Linked DNA regions of Homo sapiens: region 1 is linked to region 2. Evidence: chromatin contacts called from ENCODE Hi-C or POLR2A ChIA-PET data. All regions are on one chromosome and are shown on one strand. Each heading gives the region's core, a stretch centred on a gene start or an enhancer-like site at or near the end of the contact. The rest is flanking DNA. Distances are from core to core; before and after follow the strand shown. Region 1 overlaps NAV2 (neuron navigator 2). Region 2 overlaps NAV2 (neuron navigator 2).

What was found. Hi-C counts contacts between places; a loop is a spot of excess contacts on that map. ChIA-PET counts read pairs that join two places held with the same protein, here RNA polymerase II (POLR2A). Pooled maps may share reads with other maps.
Region 1: a loop to region 2 is called in a map of endothelial cell of umbilical vein, with 5 times the contacts of the local background. The contact joins two enhancer-like sites. A Hi-C loop is called at or near these places in 15 of 168 maps with a recorded cell type or tissue (B cell, CD4-positive, alpha-beta T cell, GM11168 and 11 more) and 7 of 50 pooled maps. POLR2A ChIA-PET finds 5 or more read pairs at or near these places in 6 of 52 experiments (AG04449, MCF 10A, OCI-LY7 and 3 more).

What each region holds. Positions count from the first base shown.
Region 1 is chr11:20,095,533-20,098,956 of GRCh38, forward strand. NAV2 (neuron navigator 2) reads left to right here. Exons shown (of 38, transcript NM_145117.5): 30 at 140-235; 31 at 2,045-2,213. Among named protein-coding and RNA genes, the nearest start is that of NAV2-AS2, 48 kb to the left of the region's middle. Within about 2 kb of position 2,087, at least 5 of the 41 ENCODE cell types and tissues checked have a DNase peak (open chromatin) inside an H3K27ac peak, as active enhancers do; they include endothelial cell of umbilical vein, where a contact is called at or near this core.
Region 2 is chr11:19,951,947-19,955,044 of GRCh38, forward strand. The region is part of intron 10 of NAV2 (neuron navigator 2); the gene reads left to right. Among named protein-coding and RNA genes, the nearest start is that of NAV2-AS3, 28 kb to the right of the region's middle. Within about 2 kb of position 1,574, at least 5 of the 41 ENCODE cell types and tissues checked have a DNase peak (open chromatin) inside an H3K27ac peak, as active enhancers do; they include endothelial cell of umbilical vein, where a contact is called at or near this core.

The DNA.
Region 1 (3,424 bases), core at 837-3,336, 140 kb after region 2:
TACCTGGTTTTAATACAAATAGGACTTTTATTCCCCTCTCAAACCATTGGCGGAGTTCTAAGGCAACCTGAGTCCTCTGCTGAACTGAGTCAGAAAAGATCCACCTGTTTTTCACCTGTGTACATTTCCTTACCCTTAGGATTCCAGACCACATCTCTTTCTTATTGGCTGCATTGGAGTTAGTGGCAAGACGAAGTGGGATGTGCTCGATGGGGTGGTTAGACGGCTGTTCAAAGTAAGTGTTTCAAGACAACGGCTACAGCATACTACCTAACATGGGCATCCGGGCCTGGGGAGGAAAAGAGAGGTTGATGTCCTGAGCTTGGCCATTTCTCAGACCTGTCCCCTTCCCTACATGTTAATGTTGCTGGAACTTGTTCCCTGGCTCTCAAGGGAATGGAAGGACAATGGTAAGTACAGACTGGTCATCGGCCAAATTCTTGCCGTCTGCCCTTTGCAGTGGTGGGCCAGCTAGTGAGTGTGATCTGAGCAACTCTTTGATCCTCTCACAGTGAACTGCTAATGTCCAACTCTCTTTTCACCTTAGAATTGTGTCTTAGGACATATGCTTCGGAGTATGTAATCTGTGGCCAGGGCTTAGACACCAGATTTCTAGCCTTCATTTTGGGGGATTTGATCTGATTTTCCCGGTATCCTGTGCCAACACTTCAGAGTCTTTGATTTGTTTTACGAGTGACATTAATGTCTGATCGATGGCCAGGCTCAAGGATGTTGCCATACTTATTTCTCTATTCTTTTTAATCACATCATTAGATTGGGTGTTTGCCATGGGATAAATAACTAATGAGTACCAGGGTGAACCTTGAAACACATGGTGATTTGAAGGAAGCTTTTGGTACATTTTTTCTATTGTCCTGAAGTAAGTCAACAACTATAAGGGCTCATTAATCATATTCCCTGAGTAGTAATAATAGTCCACGTTTTTTGTGCCAGACACTATGCCAAGCCCCTTATATTATCCCATTTAAAGGTGAAGAAAGTGAGGGTCAGGTTGGGCACTTTTTCAAGGTCATGGATCTAGAATTAGACCCCGTTGGTCCAGTTTAGTTGGTCTGACTTCAAAACCTAACTTAACTATTATGTTGGTTCAAAAGTAATTGCACCACCATAATTACTTTTGCAACAACCTAATAGTACACTATAGTTTCTTTCTAACAGCTAGATCCAGGTAGCCTCATACAGAGAAAATTCTGTTTTTTGACTGGAGATTGGTCCCCATCCTGGTAAGCCAGCCTATAGAAATGAGACCAGAGAAGACATATGAATGGCTTAGATGGACCGATTCTCCGACCTAGGCCAAAAACTTATCTCTGGTGATGGACAGTTGGGACATCCTTGGATTAGAATAACAGTTTGGGCTGAAAAGAGACACATTGGCATCATAGTAAGTGAGGAAATGAGACCATGCAAAGCCTGTTACTGGGATTCCACCTAAGTCATCGTGCAGTCACCTCCTAGTACATGGACCTTAGTTCTACATTTACTAACCTAAAACCTTTTGTTCACTCAACTAAGAGGGAACACTTTCCAAATTAAACACACGTTTTCCTTCTCAAAGATCTAGAGCTGATTTTTTCTAGCAGTCTGCATTTTAATCTCTTTGTATGATCTTTGAGCCAAAAGAAGGGGATGGAAGAGAGATTTCCTGTCAAAATTACTTTTTCGTGAATTTTCCAGCACCATTCACAGGCCCTGATGTCTTCAAGACTTCAGCCGAACTTAGGAAAAGCAGCCTAGCTTTTCCGTGCTTGGTTCATCCAGACTAAACGTTCACAACCTTGTTAGGGGTTTGTTTTTTTTCTTCCACTGCTAACCAAATAAATCTGTATTTTAAGAGGCCTGTGGTACTCGGGCTTTATCCCCTTAGAAAGTCAGTTTTTCTCCCCCTCATCCCACAGCTCAATTTCAACTCAGACATCTGAGAAAGAAGAGAATATGATCATAAATCACCCAGGGAAAACATGAGTCATGGGCAGATTTTAGCCACATCTTTGATGGGGTCTTTATTTTTTATTTTTTCCAGGAATACATCATTCATGTCGACCCAGTGAGTCAGCTAGGGCTGAATTCAGACAGCGTTCTTGGCTACAGCATTGGAGAAATCAAGCGCAGCAACACTTCCGAAACACCGGAGCTGCTTCCTTGTGGCTATCTGGTTGGAGAGAACACGACCATCTCAGTGACTGTGAAAGGTAATTGAGCTTGTTGCAGAAGTCGGAGCTTTCAGGAATTGCAGTGTTTGTTTTGTGACTTGGCATAGGCACTTGTGGCCCCAGTTTTGTTTGTGCATGTATTTGTGGGCTGCTTGTCTCCCTTCTACCACAGTTACTCTATGCAAGTTGAACCGTCTTTTGCTTTTTCAACCACCTTAGGAAACAAAATCATTTTAGTTTATTGCTGCAATTATCTAACAAAAGATCCCATTAGCCTTATGACTCTGAGATGATGGAATCTTAATAACCCTGTTGAAATAGGGCTTTACTAATACTGATGAATTACTCTTGCCAGCAAGCTTTGGATGCAGTCCCGTTCTACAGATGGGAAAACCACGACTTGCAATAGGCTGTAGGAGTCACTCTGAGCATCCTGATGAAACTGCTGAAGCTTGTGCCCACGCATGATGCTGCTAGAGCTTCCAGTTTCTCATTACCTAGTGATATTAAGCCCCAGGCCAGTGGATTCCTTAGAACTCCAGGCCCACAAAGTTCACTGAGGAAAAAAAAAGCTTCACTGCCATGCAATTCTGGGAAACTACATCGTTATCCCCATTTGTGTTTAGGGGACAGGAGTGCACTGGTACATCAAAGGCTCTGTCATTCAGTGTCCTAACTCCTGCTGTTAAAAAGGCTGTTTAATCCAGTCTGTCCCAAATGTATTTGATTGTAAAACCCTATCATTTCCTATATGTTATGGACCACTTGAATATAGACTTTCATAAATACTGTACTAGGCTCATTCTTTTGTGTTGTCTCATTTCTTACTTCCCTGAAAGGCACTGCTCTTGACTGCAGTTTTGCAGTTGTTTGATGCAAGGTGTATTTCCTGGTTGGTAGAATTTCCACAAGCACCCCACCATTTTCCATCAGCAGGAATTAAGATCTTGCTCTGCAGGTGGCAAGTGGTACATATTGCTTGAGCCTCACACAGCCTCCTCCTGCTAGCAAGTGAAATTCCACAATTGTGCCTTTGGACTAAAAGTGACAGAAACAGACTCAAAAGTAGCTGTAACAAAAAAGGAAATGTATGGGCTCATGGCCTTGGGCAATCCAGGGGTACACCTCAAGCACAGCTGGATCCAGGTGGTCAGACAGTGAATCAGGACCAGGCCTGCCTCAGCTTTGCCCATCGGCTGTGCTTATTTATTGAGCTCTTTGTACCTGGTTGATGAAATGGCCCCTGGTAG
Region 2 (3,098 bases), core at 324-2,823:
ACCCTCAGCATGAGGAGAGGTAGCCCAGATGGAACCTAATGCTCCTTCTAGTTGTAGCATTCTAGAACACTTGTTAAGCATGTATCCACTCTGTGGAAATGCATGTGAATTTCTGCTTTGAGGCCAAGTTACCAGTTTGTGTTTACACGCAGAGTTCAGAGCAAGACACTTAATGTCTTTTCTACTCATCATATTCTTCCTATAAACTGGCAAGGTTGTAAATATTGAAAGGCTGGTTATTCTGTGCTTCAGAATGTGCTGAATAAGGCATTGTTGAGGCAATTGATGTAGTGAAAGGGAAATAGACTGGGATATCATATTGGGCAGACCAGGGCTTAAACCCTCCCCAACCTCTTGCCAGCTCTGTGACGTTAGGCATGTCATTTGACTTCCCTGAGCTTTGAAGTGCTACAATTAATATGGTTTTTAAACCTTCAGCTGGATTTCTGTTTGCAGTTGTATCTGATAAAGACCAAAATCCCAGTCGGGGTCTAGATGCCTTATCTCCCTCAAACATCCAGGCGCTTGGAAACAATGAAATGATTAAAGCTTTTGTCCAGATGTTTATTTGGCTTAGTAGAAATGTAGCCTTGATGTATGAGTAATATATCAATCTGTACAGAGGCTCTTTGAGGAAAGTTCTTGTAAAAGTTTATAGTAAGTTTATTTAGAAAATCTGATATGGAAGTAAATTCTGGTTTCTAAAAACCTAAGACCTCTGTTTTTAAAGTGATGCTGTACTTCGGCTTGGCATAACAGCTATTTTTTGATGCCTCTAGTTCATTTTCTGTACTGGTGTGTGCATGTGCACCTGTGTGTATCCTTCAATTCTCCCTATGGTAGGGCTGAAATTACTTTATTACCATATTACCATGTAGTTTAGCTAAGAATTAAGGGCAAATGCCTCTTACACTTTGTGTGTGTGTGTGTTCTTATATTGTGCCTGGTATATACCAGGCATGTCTAAGTACTTTACAGGTTGTTATCTGATCTCACTCATCCCTTTTATTGGATTGATAAATTGGGCATTGGCTGTAGTGGGGAGGAAATTAAAATAACAGATGAAATTTCTCTTACTAGGTTTTGATCTGTGAAGTCAATCTTCTACTCATATTCTAAAAATTCAAAGTGCCATATGGTACAGAATAAAATTAAAGGGGCAGACTCCACGTCCATATGTTTGAAATGATTTTTTTTTTCTTTTCAAAGGAGGCACTGAGTTGTGTAATGTTCCAAAGTATAAGTAGATATCCCTTTATGGACAAAAAAATGACCCTTTAAATATAACATCAGAAGTTTCTCCCTCTCAGAACCTTTGATGGCTTCCCATTGCCTGTGGGAACAGATCTGAATGCCTTAACTGACTGTGGAGGCTCTTCATGGCCTTTGCCTCATCTGCCTTCGCTGACTTGCCCCCGGCCACATTTCCCTTCACACACTCCAGACTTCCCACTGCTCTAGGCTACCTGCCACCACCAAAAGCTGGTTCCTGCATTTGCAAAGCCCTGCCTCTGGTTCCTGCATTTGCAAAGCCCTCCCTCCTGGGACATGCTGCTTTCTTCCTGGAATTCCTTTCCCCTCATGCCCATCTGACTAATCCTGAAGAAAATGTCTCCCCTGTGATGTCCTCTGGGATTCCCCCAGTCACAGTTAGCTCAGTCTCACGTGTTTCTGGTAGTCTTGGTTCACACCTACCCTTATATATAAGCGTTTCACTTTGCATGGGAAGTGTCTGAAAGCCACTGGATGGTACTGAGGAAAGAGTATGTTCTTAAAAGGCAGACAGACTTGAGATTTAATCCTGGCTCTGCCAAGTGAACTGGAACAAGTTCTTAACCTTTGAATATTAGAGATAGAGCTTGAAAAGAACAGGCAAGAATCTGAGATGCACAAGAAATGTGCACGCGCGCGCGTGTGTGTGTGTGTGTGTGTGTGTCTTTCTCCACTAAACTTGGAGTTCCTAGCAGGCAGACAGCACTCATTATTTTTCTAAACCCAGAGACTGGGACTTAGCAGGTATTTAATATTTTGAGAATGGTCTATTCTTGATGCCTACTCTGGCAGGACCTTATGCTTATATAACTCGCTACCACACGCTATGAAGCTCAATGGTTCTATTTACAGAACACTTGGAGAAAGCCAGCTTAGCCTGTGGTGTCCATCTAGTGGTTGATAGAGGCTGTGGTCTCAATTCCTTTTCACTGTGAGTCATTGTGTTGGTTTAAAGCTCCTGGCTGGTGATATTTAGGGCTAAGGATGTTGGCTTTTGAGAATGAGGCTGATCAATAGCCTAGTGTAGAGAGAAAACAGGATGTAAGCATTTGGTCTTCCACAGTGGCTTTTTAGGGGCTGCTGTCTTCCCTCCTTGGTGGCAGGAATTACTCCATCAACAAATATGGGCACAGATGCCTGCGGGGAGACTCCGTTCTTCAGAAATTGAGGAACTCATTCATGCTGAATTAATTAAAGTCATCCCTCAGTATCCATGAGGGATTGGTTTCAGGACCCCCAGAAAATACCAAAATCTGTGGATGCTCAAGTTTTTCATGTAAAATTGCATAGTATTTGCATATAACCTATGTAGATCCTCCTATATACTTTAAATCATCTCTAGATTACCTATAATATCTAATACAATGTAAATGCTATATGGATAGTTGTTATACTTTATTTTTGTTTGTATTATTTGTTCATAAGAGGGTGCTTCGTGCTCTCATGCATCATTTGCATGTATAATACCTTGTATCTTTTCCTTTATTGCCTGTCAGGTCATCTCCTCTCTGATTCCATCCAAGCAGAGGTAGTGACCTTTCTGTATGCTTCCTTGTTACTTGCTGTATCTGTATTAGCACTGGTAGCACTACATCAGAATTGGTTTATTAGTGTTTGTATGTATGTATGTGAGTATATGTGTGTGTGTATATGCATGTGTGTGTGTGTATGTATGTGTATATATATGTGTATATATGTGTGTGTGTGTATATACATATATATATACATATATACATATATATATACATATACACACATATATATATATATGGGATAGGAAAGACAAAACCCAAACCTGTTGTAAGTTCTAAAGGTTAGGGTCAAAT